Regions from separate parts of the Homo sapiens genome. Here region 1 is linked to region 2. A link is an interaction called in ENCODE POLR2A ChIA-PET data of the cell type or tissue named here. Cell type or tissue: endothelial cell of umbilical vein. All regions are shown on one strand. Each heading gives the region's core, and the rest is flanking DNA. Links, peaks and the distances in the headings are about the cores only. Region 1 holds the start of LOC124903637 (a long non-coding RNA gene). Region 2 holds the start of LOC124903638 (a long non-coding RNA gene).

Region 1 (9,941 bases), core at 1,401-9,400, 53 kb before region 2:
TTATCCTGATCCGTTGACACTTCTGCCCTCAGCCCCTGGACTTCTGAAGCCCCTGTGGGGTCTGTATTAGTTTCCTAGAGTTGCTGCAACAAGTTAAAACAAACTTAGTGGCTTTAAACAACAGAAATTCATTCTCTCAGAGGTCTGTGGGCTGTAAGTCTGAAATCAAGGTGTCTTAGGGCCTCATTCCCTCTGGAAGCTCCAGGACATGTGCCTTCCTTGCTCTTCCGGCTTCTGGGGGTTGCCAACAGCCCTTGGCTTGTGGCTGCATCATTCCAGTCCCTTCCTCCGTCTTCACATGGCCTTCTCTCCCCATGTCTCTCTGTATCCTCTCTTCTTATAAGGATATCAGTCAGTGGATTTAGGGCTCACCCTAATTTCAGGATCCTTAACTAATGACATCTGCAAAGATCTTATTCCCAAATAAGGTCGCATTCTTCCCAACCCCCACAATGCCACCAACCCCGCCTGAGATGGAGTTTCGCTGTTGTTGCCCAGGCTGGAGTGCGATGGTGTAATCTTGGCTCACTGCAACCTCCACCTCCCGGGTTCAAGCAATTCTCCTGCCTCAGCCTCCCAAGTAGCTGGGACTACAGGCGCACACCATCATGCCCAGCTAATTTTTGTATTTTTAGTAGAGACAGGGTCTCATCATGTGGGCCAGGCTAGTCTCAAACTCCTGACCTCAGGTGATCCACCCGCCTCGGCCTCCCAAAGTGCTGCGATTACAGGTGTGAGCCACCATGCCTGGCCAGGGTCATGGATTTGGTGGGACACTGTTCGGTCCATGACAGTGCCTTTGTACAGATTTGCCGAAGGCACCACAGCCCCCACTTGCCCTTTGTGCACTGCACAGCCTGGGCATCCGTATGTGGCATCCCTGTTTGGCTCCTTGACGTGACCCCTCTCTCCTCCTCCCACTCCTGAGCAGAAGCTGGCTACCCCTGTGGTAGCCACACCCAGACAGATGCCAGATGCCTCCCTCCCCCGCCATGCCCCAGCCCAATATCCCAGCAGTCCCTCCCTTGGTGTCTGCAGTACCTGCCCAGTGGTGACCGGCCCCTTCTCTTCCTGGCAGGCGCACATGGAGGCTGTGCACGCAGACTGGAAGGAGTACCTGAACCTGCTCATCTGCGAGGAGAGCCACCTCAAGTACATGGAGGACTACCACCAGGTACTTACCTTTCCTGGGAGTCCCCCCAGCACCGGGGGTGCTACTCTCTGAGAGCGCTCAGTGCCTACCTGGCTCATGTGTGGCCTCGTGCTCCTTGGTCCAGGAGCCTTGCGGGGCAGCCATCCCAGGCCCCCAGCACCCATGCTTCTGATGGCGTGTGCAGACATGTCCCAAGCTTGCCGGCCCCTGTCCAACTTCCCTGGGGACCAGGGCCAGAGTCTGATTCCCCAGGTCACATGGGGCCCAGGGTGAGTGTGTAGGGTTTTAATTTTGGTAAAATCTATAATATACATGCAGATACATAAAACAAAATTTGCCTTTTTTTTTTTTTTTTTTTTTTTTGAGAGAGTCTTGCCCTGTCACCCAGGCTGGAGTGCAGTCGTGCCATCTCGGCTCACTACAACCTCCACCTCCTGGGTTCAAGTGATTCTCCTGCCTCAGCCTCCTGAACAGCTGGGATTACAAGTGCCCACCACCACACCCAGCTAATTTTTGTATTTTCAGTAAAGATGGGGTTTCGCCATGTTGGTCAGGCTGGTCTCGAACTCCTGACCTCAGGTGATCCTCCCGCCTCGGCCTCCTAAAGTGTTGGGATTACAGGTGTGAGCCACCACACCCGGCCAGTTTGCATTTTTAAGTGTACAATTCAGTGGCATTCATTGCATTCGCAATGTTATGCAACCATCACCACCATCTACTTGCAAAACTTTCCATCACCCCAAACAGAAACCCTATACCCTGGCTGGGCACGGTAGCTCATGTCTGTAATTCCAGCACTCTGGGAAGCCGAGGCGACTGGATCACCTGAGGTCAGGAGTTCAAGACCAGCCTGGCCAACATGATGAAACCCCATCTCTACTAAAATACAAAAGTTAGCCAGGTGTGGTGGCCCATATCTGTAGTCCCAGATGGGAGGCTGAGGCAGGAGAACTGCTTGAACCCAGGAGGCAGAGGTTGCAGTGAGCTGAGATCGCGCCATTGCACTCCAGCCTGGGCGACAGAGTGAGTCTCCGCCTCAAAAAAAAAAAAAAAAAACAACCCCGTACTCATTAGGCAGTAAGTTTTCCATTCCCACTCCCCCAGCCCCAGGTCACCTTTGGTCTTCTTGCTGTCTCTATGGACTTGCCTGTTCCAGAAGTGTCACACCTAGAACGAATATGAAGAATCAGTGGGATCATGCAATCTCTGCCCTTTTGTGTCTGGCTTCTCTCACTGAGCATCATGTTTTCCGGGTTCATCCGTGTTGTAGCATTTTCAGTGCTTCACCCCTTTTTATGGCTGAATCATATCCTATTGTATGGCTAGACCACTGTGTTTATCCACTCATCTGTGGCTGGACACTTGTCTGTTTCCAGAGGAATGAGAGTTCTTAAGAAGCTGCGGGTAATTCTTAGGATTGAGGTGTCTGGGGAAAGCTGGATGTGGGCGACGCCGTGTCACTCCTCATTCCCTGTCTGAGCCGCACAGTGGGGGCTTCAGGTCCTGTTTATGGCTGCAGCCCAGGTGCTCAGCCCAGGGGATAGCTGACAGTGAACCAAGAGTTGATAGACTGAAGAATGGGCAAGAGAATTTTCGAGAACAAAAAGGGGAGGCTATTATCAAAACCTAGAAAGAAGCTATAGTATTAAGTCTGGATGTTCCTAGTACAGAGAGAGGAACTGAATCAAAGACACCTCAAGACTTACTGATACATCCAAGAAAACATGTCACAGAGGTGGCATCTCATGGATGGGTGGGAAGGGACCTGGCTTTTCCCAGTGAGGCCCCTAAGGAGCCAGCTCAGGGAGGGTGGGGCTGTCTCCACGCAGAGGAGCCTCAGGCTCAGCACAGGGTCCCATGCTGGACTCCAGGTGAACCGGAGGCCCAGCCCCGCCTGAGGGATGAGCTTGAAGCCTCCGACAGAAGCCCAGGTGCTTCTAGTGGTTTCCTGGCTGTAACAGAGCCACCTTCTCCCCTAGTTTCACGAAGACGTGAAGGACGCTCAGGAGCTGCTGCGCAAGGTGGACTCGGACCTGAACCAGAAGTATGGCCCTGACTTCAAGGACCGGTACCAGATTGAGCTGCTGCTGCGGGAGCTGGATGTGAGCGATGGCCCAGGACCCCTGCTGGCCCGGGGGGCGGGGGACCCCTCTACACCATGCCTGCCCTCAGCCCTGTACAGGCCCCTCCACAGCACCCCACCTGCTGAATCCAGCCCCTGCTCTGCGTCCTCCCACCAGGGGGAAGGCTGTTGGTCTCACCTGGGCCCCTGACCCCGTTCTCTCCAGGACCAGGAGAAGGTGCTGGACAAGTATGAGGACGTGGTGCAGGGGCTGCAGAAGCGAGGCCAGCAGGTGGTGCCCCTCAAGTACCGCCGGGAGACTCCGCTCAAGCCCATCCCCGTGGAGGCACTCTGTGACTTTGAGGGGGAGCAGGTGCGTGGGGCCAGCTCCTCTGTTCACATCACTACAAAGTTTTTGGGGTAACATGGTTGGATCCCGGGCCTCAGGCGCCGTTCTCAGGAGCCTGTGCCTGTCTCCGTGGTTGGTGTCACTCTGCCAACCCTTCCCCTGGTGCAGGCCAACTGGCACCCCTATGCCGCCCCCACCTCGGCTGCCCTGGCCTTGTGTTCCACCAGCTTAGCAACCCCAGTCCCTCCTCAGAAGTCCCAGGCCAGGTTCTCATTGGCTCACTGTGAGTCACGTGTCCATCCTACACCAATCACTGTGGCCAGGGAATGCCAGGGTCCACCCTATACCAATGACTGTGGCTGGCGAATGCCAGTCATTGGCCAGGTCCAAGTCACATGTCCATCTGGAGCTTGGGAATGGAGAAGGAGAGACCACAGGGACTGGGAATTGGGAGGGAAGGTTCCCCAAAGGGAAATGGAGGTGGGTTGCTGGGCCGGCAGCCTCAACACATGTGCTTCTCCTGCATGCCCCTCCCCACTCTACGGGGAGGGTCCAAGTGATGAGCCGGGGCTCCCCAGGTCCAAGAGTCGGGGGCTGAGATGGCAACCGGGCTCCCAGGCCCTCAGGCCCTGCCGGGATCCTGACTGTCCAGCCTGCCCCCGCCAGGGCCTGATCTCGCGGGGCTACAGCTACACCCTGCAGAAGAACAACGGGGAGAGCTGGGAGCTCATGGACAGCGCTGGGAACAAGCTGATTGCTCCGGCCGTGTGTTTTGTGATCCCCCCCACAGACCCTGAGGCCCTGGCTCTGGCTGACAGGTACAAGGGCAAAGGCGGGAGTCTGCATGGACCAGTCCCACCCCCAGGGCTTCTCAGGCCCCATTCATAGCCCCGGGGATTTGGACTCAGCCTGTGGGGAGCGCGGGGTCGCTGACACTCTCCATCTGCACCCCCTTGGAAGTTCATGCAGGAGAGGGGCAGATTGTGGGCCAGCTGACTTGCTAAACATGAATGTCTAGCTCTGGGCTTCGTCCTGGCCCCCTCACGAGTTTCTAAGCAGTTTCTAAGGGCCCCTGACTCCCGCACGCACTGCTCCCTGTACTTGCAGACCCCAGCCCCTTGGCTGGAGGACTCAGCTGGGATAAGGGCTGCCTCCTCTTTGCTCCCAGGCACCTTCTTCCACTGCACGCACCGCTTTTTATTAAGTGACTAGCGTATGCGTCAGTCTCATTGGGCCTGGGCTCCTTGAATTTCCTCTCTCCAGGGCCTAGTTAAGTACCTGGTACAAAGTAGGTGCCCAGGAACTCCTTGCTGAATGAGTGGATCATTCAAGGAATGCCTTCATTTATTAAGTATTTATTGAGCACCTACTGTGTATGCTCCCTCAGAAGTAACATCTTGGTGGTGATTATTGGACAGACAATTTTAGGTAGTGAGACTTCCTACGAAAGAGGAGGGAAGGAGGGAGAAGAGCTCTGAGCCCAGGAGCACAGAAAGGCCAGTGCCACAGTGAGCACTTGCTGTCCGCATCTAAGGAGCTGTCAGGCTCCTCTGGGGTGTCTGCCCAGCCAGAGTCCGCAGTCCCGCCTCTGTGGGTGCAGGGGGTGGTGGGCTGCCCAGGTTCCCAGCTCATTTCTGTCCTCACAGCCTGGGCAGCCAGTACCGGAGCGTGCGGCAGAAGGCAGCTGGGAGCAAACGCACGCTGCAGCAGCGGTATGAGGTGCTGAAGACCGAGAATCCCGGAGGTGGGTGCCAGGGCCACTCGCCTGAGGCTCTGGGGGTACCGGGGAGGAGGGGCTGGACCAGGGTCTGTGCTGTGGATGAGACGGCGGGGGGCTGGCTGCCTAGGTCCATCCCTGGGCCTCACACCCCTGGCCCGTTGTCACACCTGCCTGTGTCCTCCCTCCCTCCACAGATGCCTCTGACCTACAGGGGCGGCAGCTGCTGGCTGGCTTGGACAAGGTGGCCAGCGACCTGGACCGGCAGGAGAAGGCCATCACAGGGATCCTGCGGCCACCACTGGAGCAAGGCCGGGCTGTGCAGGACAGTGCCGAGCGGGCCAAGGACCTCAAGGTACCTGCGGGTCAGGAGCACAGGTGGGGCCGGGGGAGCCCTGCACTGGCCCCCTGGGGCCCCTATTTGAGGTCTTTTCCCCATGGAGTCTTGGGATATTCACTGCAGCTGTCTGTCAGGGACAGCCTGCTGCATGTAAAAGGGTCCCAAGTCATGGAGGTGGCAGGGCTGCTGTCATTACCTCCCCAGGAGAAAGAGCTGGCAGGACTTGCATTGTTCCTGCACGGCTTGTCGATCTGACGCCTGGCATGGCACATGGGCTGTGGAATTCCGCAGGACTGGGTCACCGGCTGGCTTGACTGCAAACACGTTAGCGTTTGTATTTATAAACTCCAGGCCTCAGTGTCTTCAGTAGGATGGGTTGGCCCTGCTCACAGGGCAGTGGCGAGGACAGGGTGAGCTGATGCCAGGGGGGACGTGGAGGGGCCACCTCCCCCCACCTCCTTTCCTATACAAAGTCTCCCACATCCTCAAGGCAGCCCTCTGAGGCAGTGAGTAGCACTCCAATTTTACAGAAGAGGATCTGGGATTGGAGAAGTGCCATAGCCCCTGATGGGGCCTCAGAGTGAGAGCCAAGTCAGGGCGAGAGGATGCCGGTCTCGGGTGTAGCCTGACCCCACAAGTCCCTTCCTAAGCTGCTGGGAGTCGTCACACCCCCACCCGTGACTGGGTGGAGTCGTAGTACTCACCTCCCGGGGTTGCCGCAAAGATTAAACAGAAGCGTCCGCGTGCAGTGCTGAGGACAGCACAGGCCCGGCAGCTGCCTGGGTGCTTCTGGTGTCACTAGTCCATTCCACCTCAGCGGTTCCCTGGGATGCTCGTGAAAAATACAGCCCTCAGGCTGGGGTCCAGATGCCGGGTCAGAGCCCCAGAATGTGCCAGGCCTCTCCAGCTGCTTCCACTGTGCCTGATGTGGGAATCTGTGCTCACCCTGGGCACATCCTCAGGGGAAGGGGCTGCCTGGCTGTGTCCAAAACTGAGGGGCCCTGGTTCCCACAGAACATCACCAACGAGCTACTGCGGATTGAACCTGAGAAGACGCGGAGCACGGCTGAGGGCGAAGCCTTCATCCAGGCCCTCCCAGGCAGTGGCACCACACCCCTGCTGAGGACCCGGGTGGAGGACACCAACCGGAAATACGAGCACCTCCTGCAGCTGCTGGACTTGGCCCAGGAGAAGTGGGTGGCAGACAGGCAGCATGGAGGTTGGGGTGGGGTCAGGGGGCCAGGTGGGCATCCCCCGACGCCTGATTGGTGCTCTCAGGGTTGATGTGGCCAACCGCCTGGAGAAGAGCCTGCAGCAGAGCTGGGAGTTGCTGGCCACACACGAGAACCATCTGAATCAGGATGACACAGTGCCTGAGAGCAGCCGTGTCCTGGACAGCAAGGGGCAGGAGCTGGCGGTGAGTCTAGGGCCCAAGTCCTGGGAGTCCTTCTCTGAGCAGGTGAGAGCATCTGGCACATCCACCCGCCCGTCTGGATAGATGAGGACACCAGCATCCAGTCTCCCCAGGTTTGGAATGCCCAAATTGGGAACTGCAAATGGAGGCCCACAGCACAAATCCAAGCTATTCACGGGATCTGTGTGACTTACGGGATTTCGGGTGCCAGCATTTTAAGATCAAATATCTGCAATAGCCAGTGTAGTGGCACATGCCTGTAACACCAGCCATTCAGGAGGCTGGGGCAGGATTGCTTGAGCCTTGGAGTTTAAGTCCAGCCGCCTGGACAACGTTGCAAGACCCTATCTCTTAAAAAAAAAAAAAAAAAAAAAAAAGCATAAAGCACATAACAATCCATGTTCCCAGTATCTCTTGCTGAGCAGAGCTGGCATCCTGGGCTGCAGCTCAGAGGGCAAGTCAGTGGGCAGAGGAGCAGCTGCCTTCTCGGCCTGCTTACCTCGCAGTTGCCACGGGCCCCCTTCCCACACTGCCTGAGCACAGGAAACATTCAAGTCTGTGACCTGAGGCCCCTTATTCACACTCCCATCTCACGACTTGCTTTTGCCACAGCCTCATGACCAGACAGTGGCAGGCTGTTCTCGCGCAGGGCACGAGCTGCCTGCTGCAGGGTTTTTAGAAGTTAGCTTTTCAGGGCTTTGTTCATTGTTAAAAAACAGAAGATGGCAGAAGTGACCCAGGTTTGGGATGTACAGAGCAAGGCTCCGGTCCTTCCTACCTGTGGCCTTGCCCACCCTCCTACAGTCAGTGGCCCAGGGGCTTCAGTGGGTGTCATCGCCTGGCTCTGGGAGCTCTGGCCGTAGCACCGCCGTCTCCTCCTCTGCCCCGCCAGGCCATGGCCTGTGAGTTACAGGCCCAGAAGTCCCTCCTGGGTGAGGTGGAGCAGAACTTGCAGGCGGCCAAGCAGTGCTCGAGCACACTGGCCAGCCGCTTCCAGGAGCACTGTCCGGACCTGGAGCGCCAGGAGGCCGAGGTGCACAAGCTGGGCCAGCGTTTCAACAACCTGCGCCAGCAGGTGGAACGCAGGTGAGGGTGCGGTGGGTGGTGGCCATTTTTGTTTTCTGAGAATGCGATCTAATTCCCTCTAAGCAATGCTTTAGCCGTGTCCCACAGATTTTGCTGTTTTTCTTTTTGGTGAGTTCGTCAGATTCTCTGACGGCCCTGTGGTCTCTCTTTTGAGTCATGCTTACCTGGGTCCTGTAATCCACAATGGGCATCTCTGCAAGTCAATGTATATGGACCCACCTGGTTCTCCACAGTCCAACCTGACGTTCCCTAATGACCACCCACCCTGTGTGGGAGATACTTGGGGTATTTCTGGTTGTTACATTTGGTTGTTTCCCACTTTAAAAAAAAAAATGAGGGCTCGGTGAGGCATCTGTTTGCTGTGGCTGAGGCCTGAACGCTTTGCCTTGACAGGGCGCAGAGCCTACAGAGCGCCAAGGCAGCCTACGAGCACTTCCACCGCGGCCATGACCACGTGCTGCAGTTCCTAGTCAGCATCCCCAGTTACGAGCCCCAGGAGACAGACAGCCTCAGCCAGATGGAGACCAAGCTGAAGAACCAGAAGGTGAGATGGCCGTTTCCGCAGCCCCAGGCACACACTGGCAAGGGAGGGTCAGAGGTCAACAAGCCCCTTTCTGGGGAGCCAAGCCTTTGGGAGGTGGAGCAGGGCAGAGGCCTGCCACAGCTGTGTCCTCCCTGGGCCTCAGCTCAAGCTCCCAACACCCAACCCTCTGAGAACAAGAACCGAGTGTGTCGCTCACCTCTCCCAGCTCAGTGCCCCGCACAGGGCCTGGTGCAGAATGGACACTTGGCGTGGGTTGGCTATGTGAGTGAACAGCTACAGAATGAGGAGCCGCCTTTGTGGGGGAAATCCCATTTTCAAAGTTGGGACTCCTGCCTCCCCCATGCCCAACGCAGTGCCTTGGGGTGAGGGAGGAACACGGGAAGCCAATGGCTGAGATGCAAATCCCGGGTCCACCCCATCAGCCACATCCCCACCTCAGAAGCTTTCCTCACTCATAAGCTGGAGGTCACGATGCTTACCTCCTGGCATCGTTTGAAGATTAAATGAGATAATCTAAGTCAGACAGCAGAACAGTGTCTGGTGGTCCAAATCATCAGTAAACATTTGTTTCCTAGCAGAGATAATGATCTTGGCCCTTCTTCACAGAGCCTTAGAACTGCCTTTTGTGGCTGGGCGCGGTGGCTCACACCTGTAATCCCGGCATTTTGGGAGGCTGAGGCAGGAGGATCACAAGTTCAGGAGTTCAAGACCAGCCTGGCCAACATAATGAAACCAAATCTCTACTAAAAATACAAAAAAAAATTAGCTGGGTATGGTGGCAGGAGCCTGTAGTCCCAGCTACTTGGGAGGCTGAGGCAGGAGAATTGCTTGAACCCAGGAGGCTAAGGCTGCAGTGAGCTGAGATCGCGCCACTGTACTCCAGCCTGGGCGATGCAGTGAGACTGTCTCAAAAAAAAAAAAAAAAAAAAAAAAAAAAAAAAACAACAACAACAAAAAAACTGCCTTTTGCAATGAATAAAAATGTATACAAGGGAGCCATTCATCATACTTTGTGCTAGAGAAGAATAAATTCAGATTCTGAGATTTCCAGCTACTGCATCCATGGTTGCTTTTTTAAATTTTTTTTCTGGTTAGTTTTGATTTTTAAACTCTGTCTTACAGAACCTGCTAGATGAGATAGCAAGTAGGGAGCAGGAAGTACAGAAGATCTGTGCCAATTCCCAGCAGTACCAGCAAGCTGTAAAGGTGAGCCGGGAAACTTCCGCCCAAAGCACAAACAGCAGGGGTCTTATTCCACCGTGCCCTGGTCAGAGAA
Region 2 (9,941 bases), core at 771-8,770:
AATAATGGGGTCACATTGGAGCAGGGGTGGGGTGGTGGGGGGCAGGGGATGCTGTTGATCTTAGTTTTAACTGCTTGTAAAACAGGGCCACTGCAGTAAAAGGGATATTGTGTCTACTGAGCACTGTGCTACATGTTAAATATTGGGAACTTCTAGAATATCTACACATTTCCATACACCTCAATAGAAAAATGGGAGATTTAGACAAGTACTAGGCCTTGGGTTCTGTTTTGTATATAAATAAATTTATTTGTAAGTAAGTCCTTTTAATTTACTTTTTTCTTAGCAACGTAGAACTGTAGAGCAATGTGGAGCCACTAGAAAGTGGGCTGCTGTGTTGCCAGCCAACCTTTTTCCCCCCTTTTATCCTCCAGATTGTTAATCCACCAAAGGACTTGAAGAAACCTCGCGGAAAGAAATGCTTCTTTGTGAAATTTTTTGGAACAGAAGATCAGTGAGTAGTACTCACCAGGAGTCTCCCTTCGCCTTTCTTTCTGTGTTACCTGGAGTCTGAGCTGCTTTGAAAATATTCTAAGGATCCTTAGTTCAGTCTTCTTATAATGTGTAATACTGGCATCTCATTCTGCCTTCATACCTAAATAAAGGTGCAATTTCTTGCAGAAATTGCCCTAGACAACTGTCCTAGGTCTATAACTAAGTCAGGCAAGAACTAGGTTCATTTACCTTCTAACTATAACAATCACATTGAAACAGTTTCTCACATGTTTCTTTACCCAACTCCAAAGGCAGTTCCTTTTTGTTTGTTTTTGAGACAGAGACTTAGTCTGTCACCCAGCCTGGAGTGCAGAGGCAGTCTCAGTTCACCGCAACCTCTGCCTCACTGACTCAAGCGGTTCTCTCACCTCAGCCTCCCGAGTAGCTGGGACCACAGGTGTGCACCACCATGCCCAGCTAATTTTTTGTAGAGGGGGTTTTACCATGTTGCCCAGGATGTTCTTGAACTCCTGGACTCAAGCAATCCACCTGCCTTGGCCTCCCAAAGTGCTGGATTATAGGCGTGAGCCACTGCGCCCAGCTGGCAATTATTTTTATAAAAGCCATGTTCAGTTCTCTTTTAATGCCATATATCATTATGGTTCATGCTTGGGGTATACAGTGGAAACTTTTATTTATGTTAATAAAAGTAATTGTTCAATCATGTTCTCATGTGTAAAACTAAGTGATTTGCTTTGACATTGTTATAGTAAGTCTTTTTACCAGATCTGTCCTAAGTTGGGGAAACCAGGACCATTAATCTGAGACTCTGACCATATAACATGTTACAGTGACGGGAAGAACGTGAAGAACCTGTATTAACTTGAGTTGCTAGTGATTTGTTTAGCTTTTTATCACTATGTCAAGTGGCTTACCTGGGTCTAGCTAGATGGTTTGATTTTTTTTTTTTTTTTTTTTTGAGATGGAGTTTCACTCTGTCACCCAGGCTGGAGTGCAGTGGCATGATCTCAGCTCACTGCAACCTCCACCTCTCGGGTACAAGTGATTCTGGTGCCTGAGCCTCCCGAGTAGCTGGGACTACAGGCGCACACCACCACACCCGGCTAATTGTTTTATATTTTTTAGTAGAGACGGGGTTTCACCATGTTGGCCAGGCTGGTCTCAAACTCCTGACCTCAAGTCATCTGCCCCTCCCCCCCCCAACCCCCTCAGCCTCCCAAAGTGCTGGGATTACAGGCAAGAGCCACCATGCCCAGCCGGTTTGATTTCTTTAAGTAGTTGTATTTCTATTTATTATTCTTATAGGAAAATACAGCCTTAGATTTGAAAAAAATGTCTGTGGCTTCTCTGGTAAATCTAATTCTGACGGTTAAAGTATTTCTACTTAGAAAGCGATATATTATAAACAGTATTCTTCACTCATCCAGGAGTTTATATGTCAGATGCTCTTCCTGGTTTCATGTTTACAGATAGACCCAGCCCCATTTCTCTATCACAAGCCAGCTTAGCAGCCTGTGGTGGCAGTATTTCAAGGAGATCGCTGGCCTGGAGCTGTGGAGCCAGAGCTTCTGGAAGAGGGAATGTTCTTAGAACTCCATGGATTTAAAAAGAAGATTTGGCCGGGCATGGTGCCTCAGGCCTGCAATCCCAGTACTTTGGGAGGCCAAGGTGGGTGGATCACTGGAGGTCATGAGTTCGAGACCATCCTGGCCAACATGGCAAAACCCCGTCTCTACAAAAAATACAAAAATTAGCCAGGAGTGTTGGCGTCTACCTGTAATCCCAGCTACTTGGGAGGCTGAGGCTCGAGAATTGCCTGAACCCAGGAGGCAGAGATTGTTCGAGACCCTGCACTCCAGCATGGGTGACAGACTGAGACTATGTCTCAGAAAAGAAAAAGAAAAACAGGAAAGATTGTCCTCATGCATAACATCAGTGTTATGTGTCCACTTTCTGAATTGCTTGACACTGAGGGAATTTATAAGAAAGCAAGTATTATAGTTCCCACCTTCCAGATGCTCAGTCAAGTGACAAGTTGTAAACATTTCAGATAAGATGATGTGCACAATGATGGTCGGGCATGGTGGCTCATGCCTGTAACCCCAGCACTTTGGGAGGCCGGGGCAGGCAGATTGCTTAACGCCAGGAATTTGAGAACAGCCTGGCCAACATGGTGAAACCCTGTCTCTACTAAAAATACAAAAATTAGTCGGGTGTGGTGGTGCACACCTATAATCCCAGCTACTCAGGAAGCTGAGGCAGTAGAATTGGTTGAACCTGGGATGCGGAGGTTGCAGTGAGCTGAGATCGCGCCACTGCACTCCAGTCTGGGTGACAGAGCGAGACTCTGTCTCAAAAAATAAATAAAGATTATGTGCAGAATGAATGATGGCAGATAATTGTTAATTCTAGGCTGGGCACAGTGGCTCATGCCTGTAATCCCAGCACTTTGGGAGGCCAAGACAGGAGGATTGCTTGAGCCCAGGAGCCGGAGACCAGCCTGGACAACATAGCAAGACCTTGTCTCTACTTAAAAAAATAAATTTTTTTTTTCAATAGCCAGGCATGGTGGCACACAAGTGTAGTCCCAGGTATGCAGAAGGCTAAGGCAGGAGGATTGCTTGAGCCCAGGAGGTCAAAACTGCAGTGAGCCATGATCACAATATTGCACTCCAGTCTGGGTGACAGAGCTAGACCCTGTCTTAAAAAGAAAAAGAATTCTAGAAGAGGGAGAGCTCAGTGGAGAGCCATGAGAACCAAGAAGACTGACTGAAGAGATGGGATTTGTTTTTCTGTTTGTTTTTTTTTGTTGTTGTTTTTTTTTTTTTGAAACGGAGTCTCGCTCTGTCGCCCAGGCTGGAGTGCAGTGGCGCGATCTTGGCTCACTACAAGCTCCACCTCCCGGGTTCATGCCATTCTCCTGCCTCAGCCTCCCGAGTAGCTGGGACTACAGGCGCACACCACCATGCCCAGCTAATTTTTGTTGTATTTTTCAGTAGAGGCAGGGTTTCACCATGTTAGCCAAGATGGTCTTGATCTCCTGACCTCGTGATCTGCCCGCCTCGGCCTCCCAAAGTGCTGGGATTACAGGCGTGAGCCATCGCACTCAGCCAGAGATGGGATTTGAATCCAGCTCTGGAAGATACATAGAATCTGGATGGATGGGGACTATAGGGGCATTTCAGACAGTGGGGATACCATGAACAATTGGCATTAAGCTGGGTGTTATGGAAAGGAAGAGGCTCCCTGCCTGAGGTAACTTGTGCTTAGGAATAACAGAGGCAATATGGTTGGCCCAAACTTCATTAGCTAAATGAATAATTACACAAGTCTGAAACAAAAATGGGAACTCAGTCTCATAAGGAGCCTGAAAGCCATTGTTTCCTTATGTTTTTTGTTGTTGTTGTTGTTGTTGTTGTTCTTGTTTGGTTTCTTGATTTTTTTTTGAGAAAGGGTTGGAGTGCAGTATCACGGACATGGCTTACTGCATCCTTGACTTCCCAGGCTCAGGTAATCCTCCCACCTCAGCAGTCCGAGTAGCTGGGACCACAGTTGTGTGCCACCATGCCCTGCTAAATTTTTTACTTTTTTTTTTTTTTTTTTTTTTTTTTTTTGTAGAGACAAGTTCTCGCCATGTTTCCCAGGCTGGTCGCAAACTCCTGGGCTCAAGTGATCCTCCCACCTCGGCCTCCCGAAGTACTGGCATTATGGGCATGAGCCACAGCGCCGAGCCCCGATTTTTTTTTTAATGCTAAAAGACTAGATTAATAAACTGTGATCCTTGTTTATAACAAGTGCTAGAAATAGGACACAGAAAATTGGAGTTGAGTTAATTTCAGAGCTTAACCAGGCAAACAGGTGAAGCCAGTGGTGATGTGCTTGCTCAAGACAAAAATAGCCTGGATGGTGGTGGTGATGATATAATTTCTAACTGACGAAGGTTCTTTGGAGGGTTGTAAACAAGTGGGATACAAAGCAACTGCTAAATGCAATATTTTTAACTTTTTAAACTCCTTTGCTAGAGTTCTACATTTTAAACTATAAAAATGAAGTCACTGTGGTACTAATGTGTTATCTTTTTGTGGGTAGGCAGTTAACTTAGAGAAAGGAAATAAAGGGTAAAGATGTACAGTACTTCTCTAAAGAAGGAACACTTCCTTAGTGATCAGTGCTGGGGCAGATTTTATTTTGTGTTTTTCTATGAAGGTAAGATCTCCAGATTGGCTGGTGGCAGCAGATTACTTTGGGGAAAGAGCTCTGGATTGGTTACCAGCCTAATGTGCATTCAGGTACCGGTTCCACCTTGCTCCCTGATTTGGGCAAGCTATTTCACCTTTCTGAGCCTCTGTGTCCTCTACATAAGGGGATGATACCCCCTACCTCATAGTTAGGAAGGAAAAGTAGTATCTCTTGTGTAGAGTGTGGCTTGCCATACAGCAGGTATTAGCACACATTGGTCCAGGATGCCTTTAAGTATGGAAAACTGAGAGAGATGGAGACTCTCCCTATGGGAGAGAGAGAGAGTGTGTGTGTGTGTGTTTGTTTGAAAAGAAAGGAATATGAGAGTTGGAAGTTCCTAAAGGATGTCAGCCAGGTTTGCTCTTTTTACCAAAAAGGCTTTGAGTACAAAACCATGCATCATTCCACCTTTATGTAAAACTGTATGCGCCTCATCAGGAATACTCTATGGACTTCAGATCATGCTTTCAAAGGGATCTCTTAGAATTGGCCAAGATCCAGAAAAGGGAACTGAGTCAGACAAAAGAGCAGGACTCTTCAATGTGGAAAAGCAAAGACTGAAGGAATCACGGGATCAGGAGGTAGGAAACAGCGAATGGCCTAGAGGAGTTTGGCGATGGGCACTGCAAGTGGATTGTGGTATGACTGTGTTAGGACCAGGGTGAGGAGCACTGCATAAAAGGGGCGTTTAAGAGGTGGTGTAAACAGGTATTGCAAGGGGATTTTTTAGGGATGAGAACTAACTTGTGAAGACAAAGCCATAAGTGGCTCCTGTAGAAGCTGGACTGCACCTCGCCTTTAACACTTGACATCAGGGAGGGGGCATGTGGTCCAGGCACATCCTGGGTGGGGGCACCATTGGTTACTGGACCCTGGCCCAGGTGGATAGGGTCTGACCCAGTGGAGTGTCCTCCGTTCCTGAGAAATACAGGATTTGGTCAAAGATGTTCAGTTTCAAAATTGACACACTACTTAGGCAAAAAAAAGTGTAGTTATACTTTTTTAATATTTGCAAGGTCTTTTATTAAAGAGCAGAAAGAACGGCTCCTTATGACAAGATAATCAGTGATTACAATCTTTTAGAAACCTGATTTTTCTCTCTCCACATCTCTGCCAAAATATCTAACAAATTGTGTTGACATCCCACTGTTAGGAGAGGGCCAGACCTTCCTAATCAGGTGTCCTGGTGAGAGGAGGACTTCTTTATACGGATTCGGCTCCCTGAGCGAGATGGCCAAGACAAAACTGCCCACGTAATTTTTGTATTTTCATGGAAATACGAAGGGGATATAATTTCAGCAAAACCCTGCCAGCTTCACTTGGTGACTACAACCAAAGATTATGTGTCAAGTGCACGAGGGTCCCTCTCTGACAGGTCTGATTAGTGGTGACCCCCCCATCAGAGTAGAGACAGAGCTCACGGTTTAAAAGTTTCATCGGGGCCAGGCGTGATGGCTCACACCCGTAATCCCAACACTTCAAGAGGCAGAGGCAGAAGCATCACTCAAGCCTAAGAGTTCAAGGCCAGCCTGGGTAACATGGCAAGACCCATCTCTACAAAAAATTTAAAAATAAAAAATTTAAAGCTACCATGCCGGCTTGTTCTCACCTTTATACTCTATGCTTGTGTGTGTGTTTGTGTGTGTGTGTGTGCTTTTTCTCTGTCTGTCTCCCTCCCCCTGCCATCTTCTCCCCGCCCTTTCTCCTTTTCTCTTTCTCTTAGCTTCACGGCTTCAGCCCAGGTCACCTGTCTATCCGAAGGCTGAAACACAGGTGAGAGGGTTCATGCGTAGTAGCATGTACCTGTAGTCTCAGCTACTTGGGAGACTGAAGCAGAAGGATCGCTTGAGCCTGGGAGGTCAAGGCTACAGTGAACTGTGATTGAGGCACTGTATTCCAGCCTGGGTGACAGAGCAGGACCCTGTCTTTTAAAAAAGAAGAGTTTTGGCCAGGCACGGTGGCTCACATCTGTAATCCCAGAACTTTCAAAGGGCAAGTCAGGCGGATCACGAGGTCAGGAGATCAAGACCATGCTGGCTAACATGGTGAAACCCCGTCTCTCCTAAAAATACAAAAAAATTAGCTGGGCGTGGTGGCGGGCACCTGTAGTCCCAGCTACTCGGGTGGCTGAGGCAGGAGAATGGCGTGAACCCCAGAGGCAGAGCTTGCCGTAAGTCGAGATCGCGCCACTGCACTCCAGCCTGGGCAACAGAGTGAGACTCTGTCTCAAAAAAAAAAAAAGAAAAGTTTCATCAGTGGCTGTGGATGATGATGGAATGGAGGGAGTGTTCATTTAAATTACAGGTGCTTAGAAGCCACCAGAAACCAACCGGTTCAACAGATTGTGGACAAACAGTGGAGAAGCTGCAAGTGCCTACCTGCGAGTTTCCATAGCAGTCTTCCCCTCCAGTCCTCACAGCAGCCCTTTCAGGAAGTGCACAGGGTCATCTTTCTGGTTCTTATTTTTTCACAGATGAGGAAACTGAGAGACCAGTGGTCCTTTTCCACCAAGCCACATCTAAGGTGGACCGGTCTCGCTGGATGTGAGGTGTCTGAGTCAGTACTGAAAGTAGCTGCTCTAGAAGAATATGTGGTTAATAATTAGAAGCATAGCAGCTTGGAAGCATCCCTTTTTCGTTTCACCTGGCACCTGATTTGTGTGTGTTTTTTTCTGGTGCCTTTATTTCTGAAGAACTTGGCCTGTAACACCTCAGTAATCTTCAGCCCCTTTGGATGGATTTTTTTTAAAAAGGCACCCATAGAAATTGTTTACTAAGTATTCACCAAATCCAAATGGAGAAGCAAACCCACACCTTCTGGCCCCATCTTTGTTCTCACCTGTATTTTTATTCTTATCTTTATTTATTTATTTATTTATTTATTTATTTATTTATTTATTTTTTGAGATGGAGTCTCGCTCTGTCGCCAGGCTGGAATGCAGTGGCACGATCTTGGCTCACTGCAACCTCCGCCTCCTGGGTTCAAGCGATTATCCTGCCTCAGCCTCCGGAGTAGCTGGGATTACAGGCGCATGCCACCGCACCTAGCTAATTTTGTATTTTTAGTAGAGACAGGGTTTCACCGTGTTGGCCAGGGTGGTCTCAATCTCTTGACCTCGGCCTCCCAAAGTGCTAGGATTATAGGCGTGAGCTACCGTGCCGGCTTGTTCTCACCTTTATACTCTATGCTTGTGTGTGTGTGCTTTTTCTCTGTCTGTCTCCCTCCCCCTGCCATCTTCTCCCCGTCCTTTCTCCTTTTCTCTTTCTCTTAGCTTCACGGCTTCACCCCGGGTCACCTGTCTATGTGAAGGCTGAAACACATGTGACAGCGTTCAAGATTAGTCATAGGCTGACATCTTTAATATACAGTATCTACATGTATGATTTTCTTTTTTTTTTTTTAAAGACCAAGTCTTGCTCTGTCGCCCATGCTGGAGTGCAGTAGCACGATCTGCACTCACTACAACCTCCACCTCCCGGGTTCAAGCAGTTCCTGCCGCAGCCTCCTAAGTAGCTGGGATTACAGACGTGTGCTACCACAACTGGCTAATTTTTGTGTTTTCTGGTAGAGATGGGGTTTCGCCATGTTGGCCAGGCTGGTGTCGAATTCCTGGCCTCAATCCACCTGCCTCGGTCTCCCAAGGTGCTGGGATTCAGGCATGAGCCACCGCACCGGGCCCTACATGTATGATTTTCATTTAAGAGGAAAGCAAATCAGAAGTGTGCAAGTTTTTGAAAATACCAGATTTTAATTCATTTTGATTGGAGTAATCTGAGAGTGCCTTAGTGGCGGTTCTGTATTCATAGATGAAGAGACTTTTTATAGGAAGAGTGTCAGGTCACCAGGGTAAATTGGCTGTGTTACAGGTGCAGTTATGCCAGCAGCCAGGCAGCAGCAACCCACCAGAGCAAACCTGCAAACCAGGAAGTCATGGAGGAAACCCTCTGGGCAGTCGGCATAGCCTGTGTTCTAGGGCAGAGGCCTTTAGTATTGATTTGTTTTGTTTTTTTTTTTTTTTTCCAATATAATATGTGTTCACCATTCAAAAACAAAAACTTGTCAACATTGAAACAGTTGCATTCATCCCCATCCCACAGCCACCCAGTTAGACCAGTTTCTGATGATGTGTCCCTCCAGAGATATCAGTGCGTGGTCAGTCCATTTTCCTTGTCTTTGCACGAGTGGTAGCACATAACATGCATTGCTTTTTATCTTGCTCATCTCCACGTAGCCAGATATCTTACGAGACATCCGCTTTCCTTCTCTGTAATGACCTTGCCTGTTTTCAGCTATTTACTATCACAATGTGTCATTCATTCTACTGTACATAAAAAGCAAAGTCTCCTACTTTAAATACAGCTTGAATAAGCTTGATTTTTCTGACTTCCCAGCCACAATTGGGCTGAAAGATATAGCTCCATCTAAGTCTTGGGAGGATGATAGGAAAATCAAAAGTTACAGCTTCTATCAAGGAAAGAAACAGTCACTTAAAAAACCAACAGTAGCAACAACAAAAACACTAAAGCCTTACGCACTGGAGCATTGTAGCACCTTTTAACTCACTGGTGAGCAGTACATCCTCCTGAACATCTGGGAAGGAATCATTTACCCAGTGATTATTTATTGAGGACCAGTGGTGTGCCAGGCCCGGCTGATGTGCCTCCGTGAATTAGACAGTGGTGCATTGTTGAGGCGCCAACTGAAAAGCATATTCTCATTAAAAAGACAGAGGTAGGCCAGTTGCAGTGGCTCATACCTGTAATCCCAGCACTTTGGGTGGCTGAAGTGGGCAGATTACTTGAGTTCAGGAGTTCGAGACCAACCTGGGCAACATGGTGAACCCCATCTCTATAAAAAATAAATTTAAAAAAGATGAAAGAAGTGTAACCTTTAGAGAAAAAATTGTATTCAGATAGCCAAAGTGATTTAAGTTTGGTTTGCTTTCAAGAGGTAATCCCCATAGAGCTCTGGTAAGCTGGGTTTTTTTGTTGTTACTGTTTTTGAGGTGGAGTCTCACTCTGTTGCCCAGGCTGGAGTGCAGTGGCACAATACTGGCTCACTGCAACCTCCGCCTCCTGGGTTCAAGTGTTTCTCCTGTCTCAGCCTTCCGAGTAGCTGGGATTACAGCTGCGTGCCACTACACCCAGCTAATTTTTATATTTTCAGTAGAGACGAGATTTCACCATGTTGGCCAGGCTGGTCTCAAACTCCTAACCTCAGGTGATCTGCCTGCCTCGGCCTCCCAA

The links. ChIA-PET counts read pairs that join two places held together with the same protein. Peaks named below come from ENCODE experiments on the same cell type or tissue, not always from the same donor. Only the 100,000 strongest peaks of a DNase experiment are listed, where the experiment ranks them.
Region 1: POLR2A ChIA-PET joins it to region 2 with 14 read pairs; 6 of 35 experiments call an interaction of 5 or more read pairs at or near these places.

What each region holds. Positions count from the first base shown.
Region 1 is chr16:4,888,908-4,898,848 of GRCh38, reverse strand. PPL (periplakin) reads left to right here. Exons shown (of 22, transcript NM_002705.5): 9 at 1,079-1,174; 10 at 3,133-3,255; 11 at 3,442-3,588; 12 at 4,231-4,382; 13 at 5,211-5,308; 14 at 5,479-5,636; 15 at 6,636-6,814; 16 at 6,900-7,038; 17 at 7,928-8,121; 18 at 8,515-8,665; 19 at 9,788-9,871. LOC124903637 (a long non-coding RNA gene) reads right to left here and starts at 3,133. Exons shown (of 3, transcript XR_007064965.1): 1 at 2,269-3,133. RefSeq lists an enhancer at 2,746-3,591. In endothelial cell of umbilical vein, for the core only: no CTCF peak of the experiment used is centred there; no DNase peak of the experiment used is centred there.
Region 2 is chr16:4,835,587-4,845,527 of GRCh38, reverse strand. It overlaps GLYR1 (glyoxylate reductase 1 homolog), which reads left to right. Exons shown (of 16, transcript NM_032569.4): 3 at 375-454. It overlaps LOC124903638 (a long non-coding RNA gene), which reads left to right and starts at 4,138. Exons shown (of 2, transcript XR_007064967.1): 1 at 4,138-5,276; 2 at 5,849-6,285. In endothelial cell of umbilical vein, for the core only: no CTCF peak of the experiment used is centred there; no DNase peak of the experiment used is centred there.